Linked DNA regions of Homo sapiens: region 1 is linked to region 2. A link is a loop called in an ENCODE intact Hi-C map of the cell type or tissue named here. Cell type or tissue: OCI-LY7. All regions are shown on one strand. Links, peaks and the distances in the headings refer to the core of each region. The heading gives the core; the rest is flanking DNA.

Region 1 (12,668 bases), core at 2,793-10,792, 73 kb after region 2:
CAGTCACGCTGTTAACACTGTGCTGTGGGTATATTCCTAATTAAATAGGCGTGTACAGGCCAGTCACCATTTATAGCATTGCCTCTATGAGACCACATCTTCCATAGTGTAAACAAGTGATTTAGTACTGATCGTTTGGAGCATAAACCTGGTATGAAATTGGGGATCTATCTAAGAATGATGTGTGGCATTTGCGTGGAATGTTACGATTTCTGAAGCACTTTACCTCCATGACCTCATTAAAACCTTGCCACAAACCTAGGAGATAGGCAGGGATCATCATCCTTGTTTTTGTTCTTTGGAGAACAACCTTTTGATGGTTTGAGTCACTTCTCCAGAGCCACATACCTAAATGTGAGAACCAAGACTAGATTTTAAGTGTTTCAGCAATCTTTCCCCTTCTCTCTACTACCAGTATCTTTCTTGAAAGGCTAAAGTCATAAAAAGGTACTTTTTAACCTTTCTAAATTTAAGTTTACTTTGAACTGTTAATTTAATGGAGTAAGGATTTGATATTCTCGCTTCTAGTTGAGCAATTTCTGCCCATTTCAGAATCTTGAGGATCTTAGGAGCCCAGTACTTATTTTGATATCAAGCATACTTATAAAACAAGGTCAAAAATATAGTTTTTAACTGTTAATTTCTCATTTGAATAGTAACAAAATTGTACTTTCTGTGGGACCTTGATGTATCACCTCTAGATAATTGGCTCAGTTTAATCTCAGATTCAGAAAGGGGAGACTAGCACACTTACTCAGCTTAAAGAGAAGCAGTTATCAGGTCTATTCAAAGTGTTCCACATGAGCTTTGGAGAAAGTCCACAGTGTTTATTTTTGTGTGTCTTTTTTGTGGAAGAAAATGTTTGGATATGTGCTTCGTATTCAGGTACATGTTTTATAGGAATTATTGTAAAATGATTGATAAAGATATATTAATATGATCAAAGATACTGGACAACAACAATTCTCTAGTGCCTCTGGATACCAGGAAAATGGCTCCATCCGTTACGCCTCACTAGCTGTGTGATGTTGGACGAGTTCCTACCTCAGTTTTTCATCTGTAAAATGGACTTAAGAGTAACTTTATATGATTAGTCAGCACTCAATACATTAACCATGGTGTTGTTTTTTTAAAAAATGTGTGGCACAGAGCTTATTCCATAACCTCCAAAGACATCAAGGTCTACATAGGTAGTGTCTGAACTGCTAATCACAGGTTTTCACATTATACATAATGAATTTTGTTTTCTTCTTTCTCCTTTATCCCCTCCCCCTTGTACAATTATATGTCAGGAAGCAACACCATTTCTTTTAAATCTGAAGCTGTTTGTTTTGTTAAGTTGCTAAAATATGTTGACAGCCATATTTTGTCTGATTTCAGTGTACTGCATTTTTTTAATCTTTAAGAATAATTGGACTATTGTAGGTAGAGCTTAATATACACCACTCCCTAGGCATTCTCTAGAATTGCCTTGTCTTTTCTGTTCCTTTTAAATAAATGCTCCTCCCTGTGCCCTTGCTGTGGCCTCCCGTCACTGTTAGCACTGTTTCTGTCAGGCATCCCCAGCTAACAGTTTTCTGTATAGTGCCACCATATTTTGTACCTTTTCCATCCCATAATAAAAGTGAATTTGCAGTACAAGCTATAAATGAGCTACTTATTTATGAGCTTGTATCATTAAAAGTAACAAATGTTAACGAGCAGCTATGAGTCAACCACTGTGCTAGGCCCTGGGGATCTGGACTCCCTGCCCTCCAGAACTCATTGCCCACTGGGGAGCCAGAAGTAATGCCAAAGAGGTCTGGAAAAGCTCAGCTCTGGTGTGTGACTTGGCCTTGGGGAAAAGGTCACTTGCTTTTTCAATAGGAATATAGACCTACAATTTAATAAATACTAAGGCTTTATTAAATTCTATTTTTTTTTTAATTCCCAAGAAACTGTAGTCTCCCTCTCCCACAGTGTATGGAAAATGTTAGTCTCAAGTACAGTGGGCTTCACAGTTTCCTTATAAGCTGTTTGTTGCACAACTCTGAGAAACCTTTTTCCAGCTTCTCTGTTAGTTTTGAGTATCCAACATTTGGCTTCTCTTCCTGCAGTGTCCAGTTTAGCTAGTATCTCTGTTAAAATTGAGACCTGCTAGGCTCTCCTGTTTATTTCTTAATCTTTCAGGACAGAAATCCTGATTGTTTTATATTTCCTTTGAAAGCCCAACTCAGGTTTCCTCCCAGTTATGAAATAGTTATCTTATCCAGGAAATTACATGCCTCACTTTCACTGTCCTTCATCAGCGCTCCTTTGCATTGAGTTATTCCTCCCCACAATCTCTAAGGACTTGACACTTTTAGCAATCTGGATATTCAACTGGTAAAAATCTTTTAAAATTTTAAACCAACAGCTTTTTTCCTCCTTTCAGCCACAATCCAACAGCATTACAGTATGTACATGCTAGCCGTTTCCCATCCTGGCTGCTCTGCCCTCTTTTGCTTGCCCTGCCTCATAGTCCCCATTCTTTTGTGTTGATATCTATGTAGTTAATTTACCAGTGTATGCAAGTTCTATTTTTTTCTTTTAGTTCTTCATAGATCTGCTTGACTAATCAAATGGTATTCTCTGAGATTTCCTTTGCTGTTGACTTTGAGGTTGTCTTTTCATCTTTGTGCCTCTGTTTCCTTATTCTCTAGGGAGTCAGTTGGTGAAATGTCAGATGACCTAGGTTTCATCTGTTTTTACACTTAATGATTCTGGCCTTTTTCTAAGGAATTTTTTGTAGGTATGGTTAACATGTCAAAGTAAGTCTTCTACAAAGGAAAATAATTTTGAAATCTCTTCTAATCTTGAGTATATTAAAAGTTTTGAATTATTGAGAAAATTCTATTACATCTTTAGTTTTAAAATACTAAATGTACAAAATGTAGAGTTACTGACCGGGTACAGTTATGGTTACACTTCAGAATATCTGTGCTTATGAGTTGTAAATCTCATAGCTACCTTAAAAATGTTTAAGCTTGAGGTTAATCATATATAAGCATGTTGTTAAGAAGGTCACATTGTTGTTTTTGTTGTCATTTGCCAATTAGCTCTTGGTTGGGGTGGGAACTGAGTTGCAGGTTATGGTTTCTGCGGAAAGGCTGCCAGCCATGACAAAGTACATGCTGTCAGTGCTCCTGAAAAACGGTGTACAGACTGAGCATCCCTCACCCGAAAGGTTGATCCTCCAAAATTTTGAGTGCCAATATGACACCGTGGAGCATTTCAGATTTTGGACCAGATCAGGGATGTTCAGCCATTATATATTTGCAAATATTCATAAACCAGAAAAAATTTGAAATCTAAAACATTTCTAGACCCAGGCATTTTGGATGAGGGAGACTCCACCTGTAATATCAAATGGATATAGCCTATAAACACAGAAACCTAATTGTTCCTGTCTGTTGGTGGCCACATAAAGCCTGTTTCACATTCGGAGACGCTGAGCCTTTAGCTATGACTTAACTTAAGCAAAATCAGTGATCAGACTCATCAAAGCTAAGCCCACAGAGCCAGAGCTTGAATGTTTTCACAAGTGCCTTCAACCAAGGTCGTCTTTATTCTCAGTACCTCAAATTATTGGTAACTTAACAAACTGGAATTACTCTAAACCCTTCACTTAAAAAATTGCACATTTTTAATTATTCTAGATGACTCATAACCTTTTAGTCAAGGCCAATCTGTCTTCAAATGGGTAAACAGCTCCTTATGAGGTTTAAGAATAGAAAAGAGGTTTAAGAATAGAAAAGACCTTTCTACAATCATAACTTCATTCCTTTCTGATAGAGATAGTGTACAATTCCACACCCTGAAAGAGCAACTGCACACTTTATTCTGTAGTTTGATTATAGGAGCAGGGCTTTTGGACATCTTGTTCTCCATGGCAAGATTTTTTTTTTAATCATCTAATCCCTGAAGGACATTGGAAGCTGATTTAAAGCTGAGACAATCTTCAGGAATGAGTAAATGGATAGGGAAAATTGGGCACTGTACATTTAAGGAATAAACAACTTTTGTTTAAAACCACTCTCATTTCAAACTACCCCACAAGGACTTTGTGTGTGTCATGGTCTGTTGCATCATCAGAGTTTGGACCATTTTCCATAAAGTAGTCATCATCAGCATTAGTTTGACTCTTCATTTCAGGGCTGTTTTTTTTAAACCTACAGCTTTCATTTAAATCACCAAGTCTGTTTTAGAATACCTTTGCTGTTAATCTGTCAGTTGTCTAAGTATCAGTGGATCACTGACATTCCTTCAAGAAACTAAATAACATTGTGACAAAGGGAATTTGTTGGTAAAGAATTATTTTAATTGAATTGTTAAATGCAAATGTAAAGGTTTACTTTGTTTATTGAAAGATAAACCTAAGATTTTAAGTAGAAAAATATTTTACCCACTTAACGCTGTAACACTGTTTAAAGATCAAGTAATTTGACTTTAAGCTTTCGTCGGAGTTCTCAAGTTAAAAAATATTTTTAAGTATTTGCCGATGTTTCCAAGAAAACAAATAGAAGAGGGTCTCTAATAGCAATAGGCACTATGCCTAAAATAAACTTAAGGAATAGTATGTTAACTCTTTGTATTTTTTATGCGATTTTTTTTTCCTGGAACCTGATCAGCATTAATAGCATTTCTTGAAGTAAATTCTTATTTCAAGTTGTTTCTGATTTTTTCCCCCCTAGATAATGGATTCATACCCGATTCACTTCTGGAAGATGTGATGAAAGCATTGGACCTTGTTTCAGATCCTGAATAGTAAGCTAAATAGGAAGTGTTATTTAGCCAACTCAAAAAGATTCGATTAAGTTTAAGACATATTGTACATTTTTTGCCTTTTTAAAAATCTATATCTGCATATATGAAGCATAGCAATCTATGTAAGGCAAAGATTAAGAAATCGAACTAATCCAATATTATAGCAGACTTGACATACTTAAATTGAGTTTCCTTTCCCACCCAGCAATTACTGTCCTGCTTTTTAAAAAATGCTAAAAGTGTCTTTCTATAAACTTTAAAAAGTTTCTCTGCAAACACTTCCCCACGTCTTAAAATTTTATGTGACATTAGTATCTTCAGTAAAGTAATGACGGTTCTGTGTAGATGGTGCTAGTTGCCCTGCTTAAATAACCAGCAGGCCTCTGACTTTCCCTCTTAAATAAAGATGATCAAAGATATCTAACATTTCTAAATGATTAAATTAACTGACCTGAAACTTTTAGGGATGGCTGCAATATATTATGGCATATCGTTTTTCAGTATTTTCTTAGGATCCTGTCATTGTCTTCATTCTCACTGTTATGTTTTATGCATTGTTACATCTACAACTTCCTCTGTAGATTAAGATCTTTAGTTATTATCCATGAAAAAATAACTCTTCTTAAGTGGATACATGTATTGATCAAATATGGGAATAAAAGTTAAGATAGGACCTTTACTCCTTTTTTCAGCATAGTTTTTCCTTCTGCAAGTTTTTCTAAGAATGCAAAAACTTGAGCTTATCAAACATAATGAAAGAGTTCAGCAAAAGCAACAGGAAACATTGGTAGACACCGTTTTTAGAATTTGGTCTTGTTCCGTTTTTAGATGAGTTCAGTCATACTTTCTTTGAAAGTATGCAATACACATAAACTAGCCACATCTGAATTAATGTGTCTCAAGCTTACTACTCAGAGCTGTGATTTCATCCATTCTCAATAGTTAGAAATATTAATAAATGAATAATTGTTTTCAATTTAAAGAGAAATTCAGAGTGTTGAACTAGTCCAACAAATGGTATGATAGTAATTACTATACTTCTTCTAACTTTATTTCCAAGTAGAGACCATGTTGTTTACACTGCTCTAATTTACAAAAGAGAATTAACTCAAGTAATTTTTGTTACTGACCAGCCTAAGACAAGGAAGAGAAAGAAGAAAGTTTTTTTTTTTCCAAATTCTTCCATAGCTATATATCATCTACCTAATTTTCCTTGTTTTATCAGATGGAAAACGTACCTTGAATCATGAAGTTAGTACAATTGATTCAATCAGGTTGTTTTTCTTGAAGTAGTTGAAAGATTGGACTGAAGTATTCACTCTACTTTGGCCTATTTACAACTGTAATACAGAATGGCCCATGAAATAACTGGGCCATCCTAAGGATTAAATGAATTAAACACAAATGACCCTGCCTTCATTTGTTTCATCATAACTTCCCGGCCTTACTCAGACTCATTAAAATGCCATATCCTTTGTACAGTATACTATACAAGAATGATAGCCACAGGCCCACAAAAGTATCTCACAGGGCCAATACTAGACGTCAGGTAGGAGGTCTGTGAGGCAGCCTGACCCAGGTGTTTCCGGGAGAGATGGCTATGTCAGCGCAGATGCAGCTTTCATAAACCTTAAAACATAGCTTACCCTCACAAGAATAGCTTTAACTCCTTTTGTGAAAGGCACACCTGGTAACTGACCCAGACCGAAGAGGCAAACTGAAAGGAGAGAAGTTGCCCCTGAGGAAGGTGGTTGACTAGAACCACCTGAAATCCCCAAACACAACACTTTGCATGTTGTGTAGTAAGGTAGATTTAACTTGGCCTTTATAGTTTGAGATAGCAAGGAAAATAAAACTTTTCTGAAGACTATTTTCATTTTTAAACCCATTAAACTGCAGTCTGCCTTCTTCTGCCTTCTTCTTCCTTCTTTCTAGTCACACATAACACCACCTGTCACCAGCCTTGGTACACCTGCATTGTAAGGGCTGGTATGCACTTTAGGCTGCTGCTGGACCAATACAGTATATATCAGTCACTGTCATTCATGACGCATTAGCTCTTTGAGAATTAATGTAGCTCTTTAACCTTCAAATTACATTGTCTATGAATTTTAAGCTGCTATCTCATTTAGTTTTTAAAAGTAAGCTTTTTAAGAGATGTTTTCTATTATCTGATGTACCACTGCCTTTTGACCCTGTATTTTAAGCCCAAGGAGAAAAAGAAAAACATTTTGTTAGTTAAATGCCTCATTTGTTAAATTCAGGCATACCTATGAAGCAAAGAGAATTTGCCTTTGGGAAGTTACAAGCTTGAGTTTATAAACCTTGGTTTTTAAATTACTTTACCTAATAAGGAACAATATTCCAAAGTCATCACAATTTAAATTTTAAATAGTAACAGATTACTCTAGTTTAAAAATAACCAAGTTTGGCAAATTAGATGTCATTCCTGTGTATTTGTCATTAAGGTTCTAAAAAGAACAGCTCTTAGTGTTTTTGGCAGCCGAATGTGTTGTAGTACCAGTAATTTAATCATGAAAGAAAAGCAGCTTTTTTTTTTCCTCTGGTATCCACTGTTTTTCTTCTTTCTCCCCGTAGTATAAATCTCATGAAGAATAAATTAGATCCAGAAGGATTAGGAATCATATTATTGGGCCCATTTCTTCAAGAATTTTTTCCTGATCAGGTAACATAGTTGAGGAAATATATTCATTGTTATTCTGTTGGGATGATTACCTGTGATTGTTTGCAGCATTTTCTCTTTCTGTACAATGTCCTAATGCGCAGATATGAGACTGAGAAAACACCGTTACATGGAAACCTTCCCAGACAGAGGGAATGTGTGTTCGAATACGGTAACGCAGTGCCTTGATGGGGAGGGCAGCAGAAGATGACGCAGACACCAGTCTATACACATAATGATACGGAGAGAACAGTTCGGAAGTTTGAGGAGTAAAAAGAGAAAGATTCTCTTTCTCCACTCCCACCCCCACTTTTCTTCTCTCAGGAAGCTGTTAAATACTGTGAGAAGAGGTCAAGGTGGCTGTGGGTAGTAGAAGCCCCTAGCTAGTGAAGCTAAGCTCCTGGAGAATTAAAACCTAAGTGGGTCTGGGCCGTTTCCCATTGGGACATGTCTTCCACTGGGCTTTGATAGGAGCTCAGTTACCTGGAATAGCAGAGGCATCTGGGCCAACCTGAATGTTTTTGAGTTGTATCTGCATCATTGGCAAGCCAGTTCTATATCCAATACCCATCTTTCTGTCTTTGTTCTCTAAGTGAAGCATTTTACCACTAAATCAAATTACTTAACTAGATAACAGATATCATGGTCATTTTATCAGATATCAGTATAGTTTGCACTGAAGTTCATTGTTGCAATAGACATTCCAATTTCTATTTTACCGCTATTATTAGAGAGACATATTGACAAATAGAAAAAATTTAAAAGCAAGAGGGAAAATTTCAAAATATAATTACTAAAATTCAGAATGTAATTGTTAAAAAAGATTGTTAAACTCAAGATAAAATTGTTAAGAAAGAGGTAAGATTCAAAAAGTAACTGAGGATATCACAATGTAGACAATGTAGACTACTGGACTTCTTAAAACTTTGGTCTTAAAGCCTTCATGAAAAATTAGATTTTATTGTCCGACATTAGACCCTTCAGTGTGATATCCTCTTTGTTCACATTCTGACTGGATATCTGGATTAATAATACATTATACCATCTTAAACTTTGAGACAGTATTAATTTTAATTATATTTCAAGGCTGCTATCGGAACTTTTGATAGAAATGTTGATTCTTAGTTATAATAAAAAGAATATTCCTGTTTTTAATTTAATTTGGGGAAGATTTTGAAAAGTGAGAAATGTAAAGTGAGACAGTTACTTGTAGTAATTTTTTAGGTAAAAAGAGGGTTCTAGTCCCTTCTCTTTCGCCTGTAACAGACATTTCCATTTGGTTGTACTGTTTGTTGCCTCTGTGTTCCTCTCTCACTGTTTACTTGTTGCCTGCTATTCTGAAGACACTCTCCACCTGGGCCTGGTTTGTCTCATTGTCTGTATAGTTCATGCTGTTTGCCTCCCACGAGCATGTGATCCTGCTCTTGGTTACCTTTAGAGCAGTGAGTTCTCAGTATGATCTCCAAGAGCTTGTTAGAAATGCTAATTCTCAGGTTTCTCCCTGAAGCAGAGACTTTAAGGGTGGGTGCAGCAATGTGGTCTAACAAGCCCTGCAAGTGATCTGGAGGCCCAAGTTAGAGAACAGCTGCTTTAGAGGAAGACCTGTCACAGTCCCACCTATTCCCATCTGTTCCCATCCTATAGCAGCTCAGACGCCCTCGGTGTCATAGATCTTTTCCGATCATGCCCTACATACCACTGATGTCCCCTTTCCCCTGTAGCCACAAAATGCATAGTGACTCAACACTCCTTTTGGCAATTAGTCACATACTGCCTTGTCCCTAACAGATGAATATAGTGATCATTCCGTAAACTATTTATTTATTTAAGATGGAGTTTCGCTCCTTTACCCAGGCTGGAGTGCAGTGGCACGATCTCAGCTCACTGTAACCTCCGCCTCCCTGGTCCAAGCAATTCTCCTGCCTCAGCCTCCTGTGTAGCTGGGACTACATATGGTGGCCTGGCTAATTTTTGTATCCTTAGTAGAGATGGGGTTTCACCTTGTTGGTCAGGCTGGTCTCAAACTCCTAACCTCAGGTGTTCCACCCGTCCTGGCCTTCCAAAGTGCTGGGATTACAGGTATGAGCCACCTCACGAGGCCCAGTAAACATTTATTTAATCAGCCACAAATAAATGAAGTTGCAAAACTGGAGTGACAAGGACAGCCAGGAAAATATTTAACTTCGGTAATCTTTACAATGCTTCAAGTAGGTCCTGTGGAAGAACACTTATTTGCTATGATGTAGAGGCTGATGCAGGAAGAAAAAAGTGGTAATATTTATAAGCTTTTCAAGACCATTCGTTTAAATAAGAATAGCAGAAGCAGCTCCCCTTTCCCAAGCACATACTCTCCATCAGGCACTGTGTGCCTTCCAAACACCATACTATTATCTTCCCCATTTTGACAATGAGGAAATTGAGGATTAGAGAACTTAAGACGATTGTTGAAGGTCATACACTAGGTATCTTAGTAGCTGATTCAGGAATTTTTTGACAATGAGGAAATTGAAGATTAGAGAACTTAAGACAATTGTTTAAGGTCATACACTAGGTATTTTAGTAGCTGATTCAGAAATCCAATATAGTCTGTCTAACCACAGAGTCTATGCACTTTACCAGTGGGCTACACTACTTTTTGTTGGTATTTCTGTATTTTATGCCAGTTAATTACTGGAAATAGGGAATATAAATTATATTCAGTTACAGGAAAATGGTTATTTAAGTTCAAATAATTTAACTCTGATAGCCAAGAGTCAAATTATGTAACTAATTGCAATGACTCCTGTAATTAAGGAAACGATCAAATTGATTTTTCTATTTTCTGTAAGGCATTTTGAGTGGGATACAAAACAATTTTAGGCTTTAGTTGGGAATGTAAGACATGAAAAATTAAACAGTCTTTCAAAATAATAGAAGAGATGATACAAAGTAGTACTATATGATTCCTTCTCAAATTATTTAGACAATTGTTATGATAAAGGTTAAGTTCCAGTGTAGTAAAAAACTAACTAGTGTGTCCAGGAAAAACTTTACAGAAAAAGTAAGATTTAAACCAGGTCTGGAAAAAGGAAGGAGAGGAGGGCATTTTAGAGAAGAGTAAAAAAAAATCATGAATGTGCAAAAGGCCAACAAAAGATCTTTTCATGATGAAATGAGTCATGCTTGTCCAAAACAGAATTCAGAAAGGTGAGTAGTTGGAGATAAGACTAAAAAGGTAGATTAAGCCCTGTATGATTTTAAGACTCATGATTGCAGGTCACAGAACCTCAGCCTAAATTGGCATAAGTGAGGGGGAAAATACATGAAGGGGAAGGAGTAGCTCAGGTGAATTGAAGAAGCAAGCACCGGGAAAGTGCTCCTGGAGTCCTTGAACAGCACTGGGAGGTCTCCACCTCCCATCCCCTGTCTCTAAAGTGGCTACATTCTCACAGCCTATCTTTCTGTAGGAGCTGAAGCTCCAGTTGCCAGCAGCTGTCTTCCCTTAATTCCAGTTGGAAAAAATTCTAAGGAGGGCCATGTGCCTGTTTGTATCCATCGGATATGGCCAGGAAGACAAGGGGGATCTATCCAGGCAGACTCAGCCAGGGGCCCTGAGGGAAATCACTGGGAGCCAGGCCTGTAATGGCCTTGAACGCCAGGTTAAGAGGGTTGAACGTGATCTTTAGCTAATTGAAAAGCAAGGTTAAGATAGTGGGAATAACATGACCCATTTTTCTACAAGCTTACTCTGTTAGTGATATATAGGATATCCTTTCTTTATTGAATATTACTGAAATCGCCTTAAGCATTATAAGTATGTTTTCATTTCTCACAGTGCTCTTTTCACTAATTAATGGTTGACAATATTCAAATATTGGATATTTTTTGGAAAAGAAACCACTAATTAAACATCGTGGGCCAAATTGGAAGTATTGGTACATACTGGAAGTGTATTTAGTCTGAGTAAAAGTGATGCTACTGCTTTTCTCAATTCATTGAGAGGAACAAATTATTTACATAGAAAAGGAGATATACTTTAGCAAATGTTTTAGAAGCTTGTCTTTTGAAAAAAGTTATAGTGATACATGCACATAATTAAAAAAAAAATAAGTTAGTTCTGAAGAGCTTATAATGGAAATCAACCTTCCCTACTTTCCAGCATCTTCTTCAGAGGCAACACTTTCAACTTCAGGGCTTTCTGGTAGTTACAACTCCATAAACCTAAGTTCCTTCTTTTGTCAAATGAGTCCCCAGTCAAAGGATAAGGATTTGAGAAACATGCATTTTACTTTCAGTTGATTAGAAATTGCCTGATATAAATATAATTTAAAGTGTTAATAGTCCTTTATTTATAATAGGGCTCCAGTGGTCCAGAATCTTTTACTGTCTACCACTACAATGGATTGAAGCAGTCAAATTATAATGAAAAGGTATGATAATTCACGTAGTCGTCGGTGTTCAACTGGGTTGATGAAATAATTATGTGAGTATGTAACAATGTTCGATTCCCGTACAATTGCTACCTAAGATTATTCCAGGAGTCTCTTTACTATGAGGACACATTTTAGAATCAGCCATCTTTGGATTTGACCAGTATATGTTAGTCTGCATTGGAAACTGACATTGGACTTCAGAGCAGTAGTTTCACCATGACTAAATACACCCCCATACAGATCGTTACCCTTGGCAGTGTAGCGTGTTTCTAAATCAACATCGTAGTTAGTCCAGTGAAAGTTGTTACTTATCCATTTAAAGGAAGAAAGAGGTAACAGTGAGACTTTTTACTGGAAAAAATATTTTTAAATAAATAACCTTCATAGTCAGCATATATTGAGCATTTACCCGAAATTGTATTAAGTACTTTGCTTAAGTTTCACAGCACCTTATGAAGGAAGTGTTGTCTGTATATCTCCATTTTACAGGTCAAGCAGCCAGGAAATGACAGAGCTGGGAGTGAAACTTAGTCCAGCTCAGAGACCATGCTCCTACCCATGATGCTTTGCAGCTTTCCTTTGCTAACCGTTGACAAAGCACATAGGTGATTCACTGCCAGGTGTACTCAACCTGGCGTAAAGCTAGAGTTCGGCTGCATTGATTTCCCCTTTTTGTGTGTCTATTATCTTTGCATTTATTCAAGTATGAGTTACAGTACATACTAGTTATAGTATATATATATATATATAATATATATGTATTAGTTATAGCTAATATTAAAGGAATA
Region 2 (12,668 bases), core at 1,725-9,724:
ATTTTCACAACGACCCCAATCTTCAGCATCCACCAACCTGATCAATCAGCAGCCACCAACATGGAGGCAAGACCCTCCACAAGTAAAAAGACTGCAACTTGCTGAAGGCTCAAATGGTCATCAGCATTTTTTAGCAGTTGAGTATTTTTTAAATTACAGTATATATGTCCATTGTCTTTATTAGACATAATGCTATTGCACATTTAATAGACTATGGTGTAGTGTAAATATAACTTTTATATGCACTAGGAAACCACAACATTTGTGTGACTGGCTTTATTGCAATATTCACTTTATTGTGATGATCTGAAACTCAATCGGCAATATCTCTGAGGCATGCCTGTATTTAACATTTAACATTTTTAAGAGACTGTATTAGTTTGCTTGCGCTGCCATAACAAAATAGCACAGACTGGATGGCTTAAACAGCGTAAATTTATTTTCTCGCAGTTCCAGAGTCTAGAGGTCCAAAATCAAGGTGTTGAGAGGTTTGGTTTCTTGCGAGGCCTCCCTTCCGGGCTTGTAGACGGCAACCTTCTCACTGTGTCATTACATGGCCTTTTTGGTATAGAGGGAGACATCATGCACTGGTGTCTCTTTCTCCTCTCTTTGAAGGAAATCAGTCCTATTGGATTAGAATCCACTCTTAGGACTTCATTTCATCTTAACTACCTTCTTAAAGGCTCTATCTCCAAACCCAGTTTAATCAGGGGTTAGGGCTTCAATATATGGATTTTGGAGGGACAGAATTCTGTCCATTACACCCTCCATAACCCGATATTCCTGACTCATCTCTCTTTACTAACACAAATGCTAAGATTCTGCCACGAGAGTATTTTAAGCATAAAATGCACATCCTCCCTTTTTTCTCTAGTCAAGATTTTATCCAGGTCAAACTTCTCTGGTTTTCCCCAGTTCAATGCAGAAATAATTCATACACCATCTTTGCTCCTTTATAATGTTTTGCCTAAATCATTAATAAAACTAACATAAGAATAGTATTTTTCAATGCTTGTAATTCTTTCGTGCCTAATGTTCCCTATTAAATATCACAATCGCTGTATGATACAATTATTAATAAGATCATTTTATGAATGTGGTAACTGAGCCTGAAAGAGAGTATTTATTCATTCTATCACAATCAAGAACATTAAGGAATGAGCTTTTTGTAGATCATGGCACCATTCACTGATATATGAAACATTGAGAGTAAAGCAGGGTTTGTGGGAAGAGTCATGTTTAATTTGGCACATATTAAGTTTGAGGTGCCTATGACACATCCAAGTGTGTAAATATTATATGGTTACTTTATATAGCTAGTCTTGTGTTAATGTACAAGTTGGAATTTTATCTTCTCATTTCATAATGTTAGCACAAGTGCTAAAATGGCAAATGACCTCTTTTATTCTATGTCTTAAAGAATAATGCCATAATTATTTCTCTATTCCATACACGTTTCCGATATTCTTTTTCTCCCCATTATCCCCATACATTTCAAGTTAAAGACAGCCACTTTTTAGAATCATAGAAGTGTACAGGACCTGCAGTGAATATGACCTTAAGAAGTAACCTATATTTAGTTCTCTTATTTTACAGATGAAGAAAGCAAGGTACGGCTAGTTAAATGATTCACCCAACATCACACTTACTGCCCATATGGGGACTAACATTCAGATTTTCTAATTCCATTTCAAGAGACGATTTCATTAGACCCCTGATTCCCTAACAGTATTTTGCAGAACATAAATTATATAAGAAGTTCAGTGAATGAAATGATTCAAATGTGTCTGTTAACATTAAACACAATCCCCACTCCTGGAGAGTTGCAGTGAATGACCTGTTTAAATTTATTTAACCCAGCATTTAATGACACTTCCCCTTTACCACCATGTATTAATGTCAGTAGGAGATGCAATGGGGAGTGCTACACTATGCCACCCTTGAATATGATGTTGGTGAGTCTGAAAGGGACTTGTTTGCTCAGCTGGACAAGTATTATCCTGCTGAGATAAGGTTAGGATGATGCAGAAGGAAGTAGTTTCATTTGCTTTGGTAGATTTATGCTGCTATTGGAAGGCAGAGGACATACAAATGAAAAAGTTTTAGTAATAAATGAGTATGGGATTGTTTTAATGACCCACCTAAATGTTATTAATCTTATGACAGGGTGAGTTTTTGAAATATTTGATTTCTTCTAGGTAAGGAGTAATGTAAATACACTAAATTAGGAGTCCAGGGTTTCCAACTGGAGAATTGTACTTTTCATGTTAGTTGCTAGGAACTAGGCAATAAAGTTGTTGTGCTTTTATCTGGCAAAAAAGTTTGAGGAAAGACAGGAAAATAATTAAACAGAGTTAGAGTTTAATGCTGAGTAATTAATTTTGTTGCCTGAAGTAGTAAAGATGGATAAAAAGAATTCATTATAATGGAAATCTCAGCCCAGTTTTATGGAAGCACCCTGACTTGAATTTGAAAGAAACAGAAGTATTATTAATAAAACTTACATATAAATAGGAAGTGAAAGATTATTAATGCAACCTATATACACCTCAGTGATACAAGTTTAATCGAAACCATAGACAGTCCTGAGAAAAACAATATGCTAAAATATGAAGTGTTATAAATACATGAAAGAACATTTACATAATTTTCCAAGTCATTATAACAAGAGAAAGGCATTTTCATCCAGCACCAGGTATAGATGCAAAACGTGATTCACTTAAATATTTATTTATAGATAATTACTGAATAAGAACAATTTTGATGAATATTAATTTCTATTTAAATGTTATACCTAATGAATAATTAAGCCAATAATTTAAAAGTAAAATATTCCTTGTTAAAGATATGTCCTGCTAATTAAAAAATTTAAAAGATTACACATAAAAATTATAATGTGGGCCAGATGTGGTGGCTCACGCCTGTAATCCCAGCACTTTGGGAGGCTGAGGTGGGTGGATCACCTGAGGTCAGGAGTCGAAGACCAGCTTGGCCAACATGGTGAAACCCCATCTCACTAAAAATACAAAAATTAGCCGGGCATGGTGGCGGGTGCCTGTAATCCCAGCTACTCAGGAGGCTGAGGCAGGAGAATCACTTGAAACTGGAAGGTGGAGGTTGCAGTGAGCCAAGATGGTGACACTGCACTCCAGCCTGGGCAAAAGAGCGAAACTCCATCTCAAAAAAAAAAAAAAATATAATGTGGAAGTGGAAAGGACATTCATATAAATGTCTATCCAGGATTTTGCCAGCATCACTGTAGCTGGAAACTAAGAAAAATCATAGATCAAAAAATTTCTCGTTTAAAAAAATACAGTTTGAAAGTACAATTTTTTGTTTTTTCATAACAAAGTAATCAAACTTATAACTACTATCTATATTAATGTAAAGGAAACAAATGTAGTGTTATATACACTACACCATTAATATTTACATACATTAATGGAGAAAGTCAAATGTGGAAACACTTCTGAACTTAGAAGTCTGCCAGTTATGAGCTCTATGTACATAGACCCTTCTGTGTCTTTCAGGAAGTGGAAGAATTACGTAAATTGTAATCAGCATGCGAATATTAGATATTTAACTGGAGCAGTCAGTACTACTTCCCCGATCTCTCACTTGCTGAGAGATAATGAATTCTTTATTTCCAGTAAAGGCAAGTTTTGTTCCTTGGAATCGTAATTATTGAGATCCAGTGATGTTCAAGGCCCCATGCTAGAATTATGAATAGGCAGCTCTTTGCTTCCATAAATTTATATCCCAAGAGAAAAGCAAATAACTCTTTGCAAATACAATGATGATAGGAATTGTCATAAGCAAGTTACACATAAGGTACTATGAAGCCTCAGAAATTATAATTATTACTTTCAATTGTAATGACTGGAGAAAGTTTGGCATGCACACTCTGACATGAAGGATAGGTAAGATTTGATTTGCAAAAACAAGGCAAGGGATATTCTAAAGGGAATAAAGATCAAAAGGAATGCTATGGCTCTACTACAGGCACTTTGGGCAAGTCCCTGTAATTACAGTAAAGGGTACTGAAGAAATAAAATTAAATTAATTAAAATAAAATTAGAAATAACGTATAAATAGGAAAAAATAGCTAGTAATAAAGCATAAATTAACAAAACCTTATTTGCAATCTAAAAGATTTTAAATTAAGGGTTAATTTTAATTAGCCAAATGCAAGGGTATTCTACAATGAAACTGCATGTTTTTGAAATTAGAGAACATAACGTATTATACTAAAATACAACTGGCTAGAATTTATGGGTAAAAAAGTCAGAACTACTGTTGCATCAAATTCCCACAAAATGGCTTCTTGAGGTAAAAAAAATACCCACTGTTGCATAAATGCCTTCCATGTGCTAGGAAGTACACCAAATCCTTTGTATGTGTTACTTTTTCCATTTATTCCTTACAATATATGAAATGTATGCAATCTCCCTTTTAGAAAGAAAAAAGCCTAGGTAGATAGTAGGTAACTTGCTAGTAAGTGCAAAAGGTAGGAATATGGGCCAGTATGACCCACAGCTTGGCCTCTTAACTATTGCATTACTGCATCCCAAAGTAATATGGTTTCCAAGGAGTACAGAAACCTTACAGAACCAAAATAAAAGCATGTATTTTTTTTTAAATCAGATTTTGCCCTTTCGTTTTAAATTCAAAGCTCGGGCAATACAAGCCCTCTTTTTTTAAGCAGCACAAACATAAGTTTTCACATGAACTCAATTTAACTGCTAGTTAATGAGTAAAACCTAAACTTTAGTCCAGGTGTTGCCCACACACTCTGCAGTGTCAAAAACTGGAGATGAAAATGCTGTAACATTTACAAACAGGTTGCTCTGAATTTGTTTCCCTACAAATACCTTGTAATTCTGCGTTGCAGCTGGTGGAAGCATTTCTAATGCACATTATGCCACATTCTTTGCCATGTTTTTAGGTAATAGTTGGTCTGACTTTGATTTATTGAAGTACAGAGGCGGACAGCCTCCAGCTTATGAGAAGCGCCCTACAAAGGCACGGATGTTACCGCACTGTGACTCAACTATTGCCTTATAGTTCTAGTTTTGCAAAATTAATATTGAAAAATACAAGCAATGGGCATATGTTCTAATTCCTAGTGCCTGGGCCTCAGAGCCTCCAGCTTAGCCCAGAGCAGTGCGTAGAGGAAGAAGGTATTCCTGGAGTTTAGAAACACGCCGACGCCCCTTCCCAATACAAAAACTACCACCCCACCAAAGGGTCCCAGACAGTTCAGAAAGGTCAGAAGCTACTTCCACCGCTTTCCGTGCCTGTTTCCGCCTCCAATTTCACTTCCGGGGAGGGGACTTCCGGGCCCTCAGCCTTAAGGGGCGGGAGTTAAAGAGGAGTCGGAAGTGGCACCAGCACTTCCGGTACGGAAAACTCGCTGCTGCCCCAACCTGGCTTGACAGGCTTGGTCTCTGCAAGTGGCTCTCAGCCCCTTCTTCTTTCCTGCCTCACCTTCCAATTCGTTTGCCGCCGCCGTCCCGCAGCTGCTGTTTCCGGAGTTGCCCCTTCCCCATGTTCCGGGGCAGGAGTCCGCAAAGCGAAGATCCGCCCGCCGGTTCCTCATCATGTCCGAACTGACTAAAGAGCTGATGGAGCTGGTGTGGGGCACCAAGAGCAGCCCCGGTCTCTCGGACACCATTTTCTGCCGCTGGACGCAAGGTACCCTGGCGGGGCTCTCACACTTGCAGCCGCTGCTTCTTTTGCCCTGCGAGAGTCCGCCTGTGACGCCTCTCGCTCCAGCCCCTCGCGTGCCCCGCTCTCTGCCCCAGTCGCCGTGCTCAGCGCTGAAGCTGGACTTTCTAGACACGCCCTGCCTTGCCTTGGTGGGGAGAGTTTGAGTAGGAGAATGGTTACAGCTGCCACTAAATACCCGCAGCGCTCTTTCCATCCTCCGGGCTGCCCTTCGGCTGGGGAGGAGGAGAGGGTGGCCCCTTGCTGGGTTGCAGGGCGTGACACGGAAGATGCGCCCCGTGCCCCGGTGTCACTTTCTCAAGGGGTGCTGTGGCCTTCCGCATCTTTACCCCCTAACAGAGCTGTCTATTGGTGGTGGTTGGTCTATTTTTGGTGAGAAGGAGGGACGTCCAAGGGAAAGTCCAAGTGGCTAATTCCAAAAAGCAGTTTTTTGTTTGTATTGTCATTATGTGGTTAGGCGTGGTAGTCTGTGTATAAACACTGTTATTTGCTAAAAAGTGTACTCTTGGCCCAAAGTATCCCCGTTTTTTATATGGTTTATTATCTGTCACGGTTAAAAAAGGAATATGGATCATAGTACTTCCTCGGCCGGTATGCTTGTAACCCAGACAGGACTTTTACTTACATGAAGAGTCTTAGTACAAATAATAATGAAATAAAATAAGCATTTATTGAATTCTTGCACTGTAACAGGCTGGGCGCTTTATACTAGTAACTATCCCTAATTCTTAAGTTTGGATAGGCAAACAACTGACACATTCCTAAAGGTGACTTAGGAAAGATGATGATGAGGTTAAAACATAACCTTGAGTCAGAAGGATCAATAATTTATGTATGTAAAACACTATTATTATTAAAACATCTATTTAGGGAACACCTGTTCCCGAAATAGATTGGGCGGAATTTTGGCATAGTAAATATAAACCCCTATTTCAAAACGTGTATTTTGTAACAAAAATTCAGGATTTACGTAATCTCTCCCTCCCTCCCACATGTTTGTTTTAAGAGCTGGTAAAATTACAATTACGATGTATTGTTAAGTTGGGATATTTAGTCCCTCACTGTTGCTTTGCAGGCGAAAAAAATTAGTTGTAAAGGTAAATGACTGGGCCAAAGTTGCACAAATCGATAGAACTGGGAGTGGATTCCAGGTCTCTCGATTCCTAATATACCTCTGTTTTCATTATCTTCCTTTGAGTTCCCAAACCCTACATGTAATGACTTGGGCTCTTTTTTTTCACATTCAATTATGTCAGTTACCTAATCTTGGGCTTCTTAGAGGGAGATTTTATTTTAACACTTCCCACTTTGACTTACTTATTCTAATAGTAAGCAGCTCTAAAATACTGTGAAAGACTAAGAAAAAATTTACTTCCATTGTAATCAGTTAACATTTATTAAACATTTTACAAAGTAGAATAAGATAATATTCAGCCCTGTTTATATTTATACTGTAATGCAAATACAAGGAAGATTCAGGGTGGCAGTTCTAGTAATGGTTAAGAGCACAGTCTGGAATAGATGTACTTGGTTCAGGTTCATGTGATTTAGCTTATTTAAGCCTCAGTTTCCTTCTCTGTAAAGTACAGATAATAGACCTTACAGAGTTATTGTGAGGATTAGAGGCCATGTAAATAATTTAGGTGCTTAGCACACTATCTGACGTATAGTGAACACTCAGTATATGGTAGCTGTTTTTATATTATTTTAAAAAGTGTTTAATTGTAGACTATGCCAAATTCACTCTTTGGCTTTTTCCTGACAATTACAATAAGTTGTTTATTTGATGGCTAATCATTATTCTAAATAGAACTTTATAATGACTTATTAGAACGCTCTGCCACCTTTAATCATGCAGAAATTCTTTAACAGGATTAGTTCCATCAGTACCATTTCAAAATAAAGGATTTCTTTCTTTTTTTCGTTTACAGGGTGCAGTTAGTTATATTTTGGATATGTAGCTCTTCAAGGCCTTACACTGATTAAGATTTTAAGGCAACCAAACATATATTTTTGAAGTTATCGCCTCTGAATCAGAGGGGTCCTGTTACTGGTTTTGATATGTTAACTGTTGTATTCATTTGTTTGTTCTTTGAGGCCATTGCTAAATATTGCTGTGGCAGTCCTTTGGGATTGTGGGAACAGGCACAAGACACTGCTTTGCTGCATTACTAATGTGACATCAACTCTGGCTTTATTTCATAGTCTGTGATCGTGTCTTCAGTTGACAACTGCAGTCTCATTAGTTTTCTGGAAGCAAGATACAGATGTAAGATGTTTGGCATGAATATTTATACAATTATGTCTAGAGATATTTCATCTATAAAATTATATTGATTGATCAAGTTAAATTCTTTTGATATGGTTGTTAAAACAATAAGCTGCAGGAGTGGCACATAGTTGTTTTTAATTGGCTTGACATTTTTAGATAATTCTCTTCTACAAATCCCTGTTCGTTTTAAAAAATGCGGGGTGTTTTTTTTCTTCTTCTTTTTTTGGGCAGTTTTAATTTTAAAGGCAATAAGCCATGTAATTTAAGGGCTTAAAGTTGGCAGGGTTTTATTTTAACGTGAAAATTTATTCTTCTCTCTGCTTTCCTCCTGCTCAATTGCCTATAGTACTTTTTAAAGAATAGCATATAATTTTCACTTCCTTAGCTCATTAACACTATTTATCCTCCCCCCTTCCCACAAACTACACCAGTATTCCAAGCTCTTACAGTTGAGAGTCAGTAGGGTGGGAGGGAAGACAAACAGTAAATATAACGTAGCATAAATTACACATGTACAATAAATAGTTTGAAGATGAGGAAATACAGAGTTCTGGGTGGGGTGTCCTGGTCAGGCCTCATTTTAAGATGAGATTTGAGCAAACACTTGGAGTCACTCAGCTAGTCATGCAGAAGTCGGAAGAAAGAGTGCTCCAGGCAGAACAAATGGTAGTTATAAAAAACTTCACAGAAAATACACTTGGTCTGTTTAAGGAACAAGAAGGAAGTTAGTGTGGCAGGAGGGGGAATAAAGGAAAAGGAGAGTAATAAAAGATGATATAAGAAATGAAATGGCCCAAATCATATAAAGCTTTCTAGGCCATTAGAAGGACTTTCACTCATCTTATACATGAAATAGGGGTCCTTCGAAGGTTTGAAGCAAAGGAGAGATACTACTTGACAAGTTTTTAAAGGACTGATCTGCCTGCTGTGTTTGAGGATAGACTGTAGTGGATTGGGACAGCAAGATCAGATAAGAGACAATGGCAGCAGTCCAGGGGAGAAAAGATGCTATCTTGGACCAGAGTAGTGGTAGTGGAGATGGTAAGAAGCGGACAGAGTGACCACAACCAAACAGAACCAAAATAAGAATCAGCTAGACCTAACAGAAGTAGTATTTCTTGTATAAATAAAAACATTTTGACTTATTTGGAATTTATTTTCTTTTCAATATTGATTGCTTAGCTCAGTGTTTGGCAAACTTCTTTAAAGGGTGAGTGGCCTTTTTATTGCCTCTCAGCTCATTAATGGTATTGCAGCAAAAGCAGCCATGGTTAGTATGGGTGTGGCTGCATTCTAAAACATGAAAGCAGATGAGGGTTGTAGTTTGCTGACGCCTGAGGGAGAGTGTAAACTCTTATAGCCATTTTTCCTTCTTCCAATTATTTTCCTTCTTCCAGTTATTTTATTGTTTCTCCTAAAGACTAGTCAGAGAGAGATTTATTTTTGCTATTTGTAGCAGTACAGTGGGTGGGTTTTTTTTTTCTTTTTCCCCAGGGGAAGAGGGGCGTGTAGGTGTAGTTGATTGAAATTAGAGCTTTGGGCTTTCAGTGTAGCACAATTTTTGTTACGTAATATGAAAAAAAGATATTTAACAAATAACTTAGGAAAATTGAGGGATCCATTAAAATATAAATATAAAATATATTAGGAGTTAATACAGTTGGGTTAATTTAAGGTTTAAAGGCGTGTTTGGGTATTTATTTTAATGTGATTTACTATTTTATCAAAGTAATAAAATGACACACCAACATCATTAATTTTTCTTCCAAAGTGAAGCTAATACTGTGGATCACATCGTTTAAAAGTTTTTTTGTTGTTTTTGGAAGTTTTTAACATTCTCTTATATATATTTTTCCTTTCTTCAACATACCTAAATTATAATTTGCCTAACAACCAATATTTCTTAATTCGTAATTGGTAAGCATATATGACAAAATTAATTCCTTGGTACTTTGAATATATAATTTGTTTTATTATTCAAATACTTGAAAGTATCTGTGATAATATCTTATATTTGTACTATATTTTACAGCTTATGAAAATCTTACCTAATCTTTGCAACAACCCTGAAAGATAGGAAAGAACAAATGTAGTTATCCTCATTTTTTTAGATGTGAAGTCCAATTGAGATATTTGACTCAGCCAGGATGTCAAACTAAGTCTTTCTATAGCCTTGTTTACATGGAAGGCTAGAATTGTAGAAGGTATAGTTGTCAAAATGGTGTGCAAAATGTGTATATGTATAGTAAGTAATATGAAAACAAGAGATTGAAAAATTGCGATGAGGTTCATGGCTCAGGTTTACCCTGGTTCTGAGCTATAAAATGTGAAAATGAGAAAGATTTTTCTGTGATCTGTAGTACTGTGTAATGTGATACAAAATTGTCTACGTAGGATTAGGTGTTTTAAGATGGGTAATTTCAGACGTAATCAGGAAAAACGGCCATTTATGGTAAGTTAAGTCCTTTTAAAACTAGGAAATAATTTGAGTATGAGAACTCTTGAGAAGAAAAGTAATGCTGTGTCCTGAGAAATTCAAACTTAAGTAAAACCTTATTATGAAAAGAGAAGTCTACTCAGCATAGTCCTGTTTTAGGATAGAATACTTAATTTTCATTTAGCTGACTTTATTTCATTTTGGCTCTACTAGCCTTTGTCCGTTATCAGTTAACACACTCAAACATGTATACTGGAATTAAACAGAATTTGGCATGAAGCATAACTGCTTAGAATTCACTCCATGGGCTTTTAATATTAAAAGTACAAAAGCAACTCACTGTAACGCATTTCCAACTGAAAGCCCCACCTGTGGATAATTGAGTTACATGATTTAAATTTTTAAGGAAGGCAAGATCCATTACTAATTCACACTTTAATTTCATACACGAAAAGTTTAGCAGATCTTAATTTTGCCTCTGCACTTGGGTACAACACTAGGGTCCCTTTCCTTATTCTCAGTAGAAGAGCTGGCCAAACAGTGAAGATTTCATCTCTTGTTCCTAGGTTGGACCTTAAATTTGGTTGTTTTAACATAACCAGAAACCTTAGTTGTCACTTTCTTATTAAATTTGTTACATGTATCTTCTCTATTCCAGTTCTCCATTTGTCCTATTTTTGATCTCCCAGGCTGCTGTGTATTGCTGGAGAAAATTGTGTCCAGCACCAATACAAATGTAGTTAAATCTTAGCTGAGCCCTCAGTGCTTCTCTTAGTTCTTTCCTTATGTTTTTTGGAATTAACACTTTCCTCAATTCTGTACCCTTCTCATTCCTCTCACTCTCAATATAACACCTGTTCACTTTTTCATTTTTCCTCATATGTTTAACTTAAAAGCCTTCTAAAATTTACTTCTTCTCCTAGGCCAGTGGCTCTCAAGTTTTTGGAACTCAGGTCCCCATTACAGTGTTAAAAATGATTGAGGACTTCAACTCAAAAAATTTAAAACTTAGTGAGACTCTTGGCATTGTTTTACATTTTTGCTAATCTCTTTAATGTTTATCATATTAGAAGACAGCTGGATTCCTACACTGGCTTCTCCAGTCTGTGGCAATATATTATTTTGGTTGAAGTGGATGCAGAAAATCTGGCCTCACATATGCAATTGGAAAAGGCATGAGAAGTATGGTAGTAGCCTTTTCAGATAATTACACATAATCTTCTTTAATACCACACCAAAACTTGACACATCAGAGTATTGTAGAGATTAGTTGCAATACGAAATCTAAAACCAAATCATGTAACTTTTCATCCTCTGTTAAATTGAAATCCATTGGTCTGTCTTGCAGTTTTAATAGATCTCTTACCTCTGCATTAATTTATAACAGTATACATCAGTGATTTGGAGATTATCAGTCTACTGGTTTATGACAATCTTCCAAGTGTTAGTGTATGTCATTATACCATACCAGAAGTCACGTTTGTTTCTGTTACCAGTGATGTCATCGGAACAATCTGTAAGCATTGAGAAGCTGTCAGAGTCACAGTAGTGGACACAAGTGTTCCAAGTTACTGCTTGAATGCTCGAAATTTTATCACTGGCTATTTTCCTTGAAATGTCAAGCTCACTTATTTTTGAGAAAATGTCAGCCAGATACTCAAGTCTGAATAACTGTAGCTTATTGGTAGTTATACTAGGTAAAAGCAGCACTCCATTAAAAAAAAAAAAGTAGCTGGTTCAGCTTGCAGTTAAAAAAATTACACATATACTTTTCCTTGAGATAACTTTTGACCATCATACCCAGTATGTAGCATAAGTGCTTTATGGGTAGCTTCCATTTTGTTCCGCAGAATATATTTTTAAAAAGACATTGTATTCAAGATCAAGATACAATAAAATTAGTAATTTTGACTGCAGCAGTAAGTATGTTCTTAAATTGGCTCTGTAGTTGTGTGAGGGTATGGGGGTGTTTTTTAGGACAGTGACCACTAGGACAGCTTGATGTTACTGTCTCGATGTATGCTAAGGAACCAGCAATGTATTACACCATAGCTTTTGTACCATCACTGTGAATGTCAACACAGCGAAAGGGGCAAATCATATCTTAGTTTTATCATGTAAATAATTGTAACTTCCAGTGGGCCCCCTGAAAGGTCTCTAGGATTTCCAGGGTTATCGGTGGACCACCTTTAAAAGTCTCTCTCAGCTCTTTTTCAGGACTTGGAGACCTTA

What was found. Peaks named below come from ENCODE experiments on the same cell type or tissue, not always from the same donor. Only the 100,000 strongest peaks of a DNase experiment are listed, where the experiment ranks them.
Region 1: it touches region 2 in a loop (2.6-fold over the local background); 2 of 110 quality-filtered maps call a loop at or near these places.

Annotation. Positions count from the first base shown.
Region 1 is chr10:15,781,364-15,794,031 of GRCh38, reverse strand. MINDY3 (MINDY lysine 48 deubiquitinase 3) reads left to right here. Exons shown (of 15, transcript NM_024948.4): 12 at 4,713-4,785; 13 at 7,384-7,471; 14 at 11,806-11,877. All of the region lies in intron 1 of LOC124902383 (a long non-coding RNA gene), which reads right to left. Among named protein-coding and RNA genes, the nearest start is that of ITGA8, 68 kb to the right of the region's middle. RefSeq lists a silencer at 9,796-9,996. In OCI-LY7, for the core only: no CTCF peak of the experiment used is centred there; DNase peaks (open chromatin) are centred at 5,601, 6,391 and 6,771; H3K4me3 peaks cover 306 bases; H3K27ac peaks cover 1,483 bases.
Region 2 is chr10:15,853,232-15,865,899 of GRCh38, reverse strand. MINDY3 (MINDY lysine 48 deubiquitinase 3) reads left to right here and starts at 5,393. Exons shown (of 15, transcript NM_024948.4): 1 at 5,393-5,694. The coding sequence starts at 5,601. LOC124902383 (a long non-coding RNA gene) reads right to left here. Exons shown (of 4, transcript XR_007062071.1): 4 at 7,100-7,977. RefSeq lists an enhancer at 5,602-5,651. In OCI-LY7, for the core only: no CTCF peak of the experiment used is centred there; DNase peaks (open chromatin) are centred at 5,389 and 5,909; H3K4me3 peaks cover 2,849 bases; H3K27ac peaks cover 1,500 bases.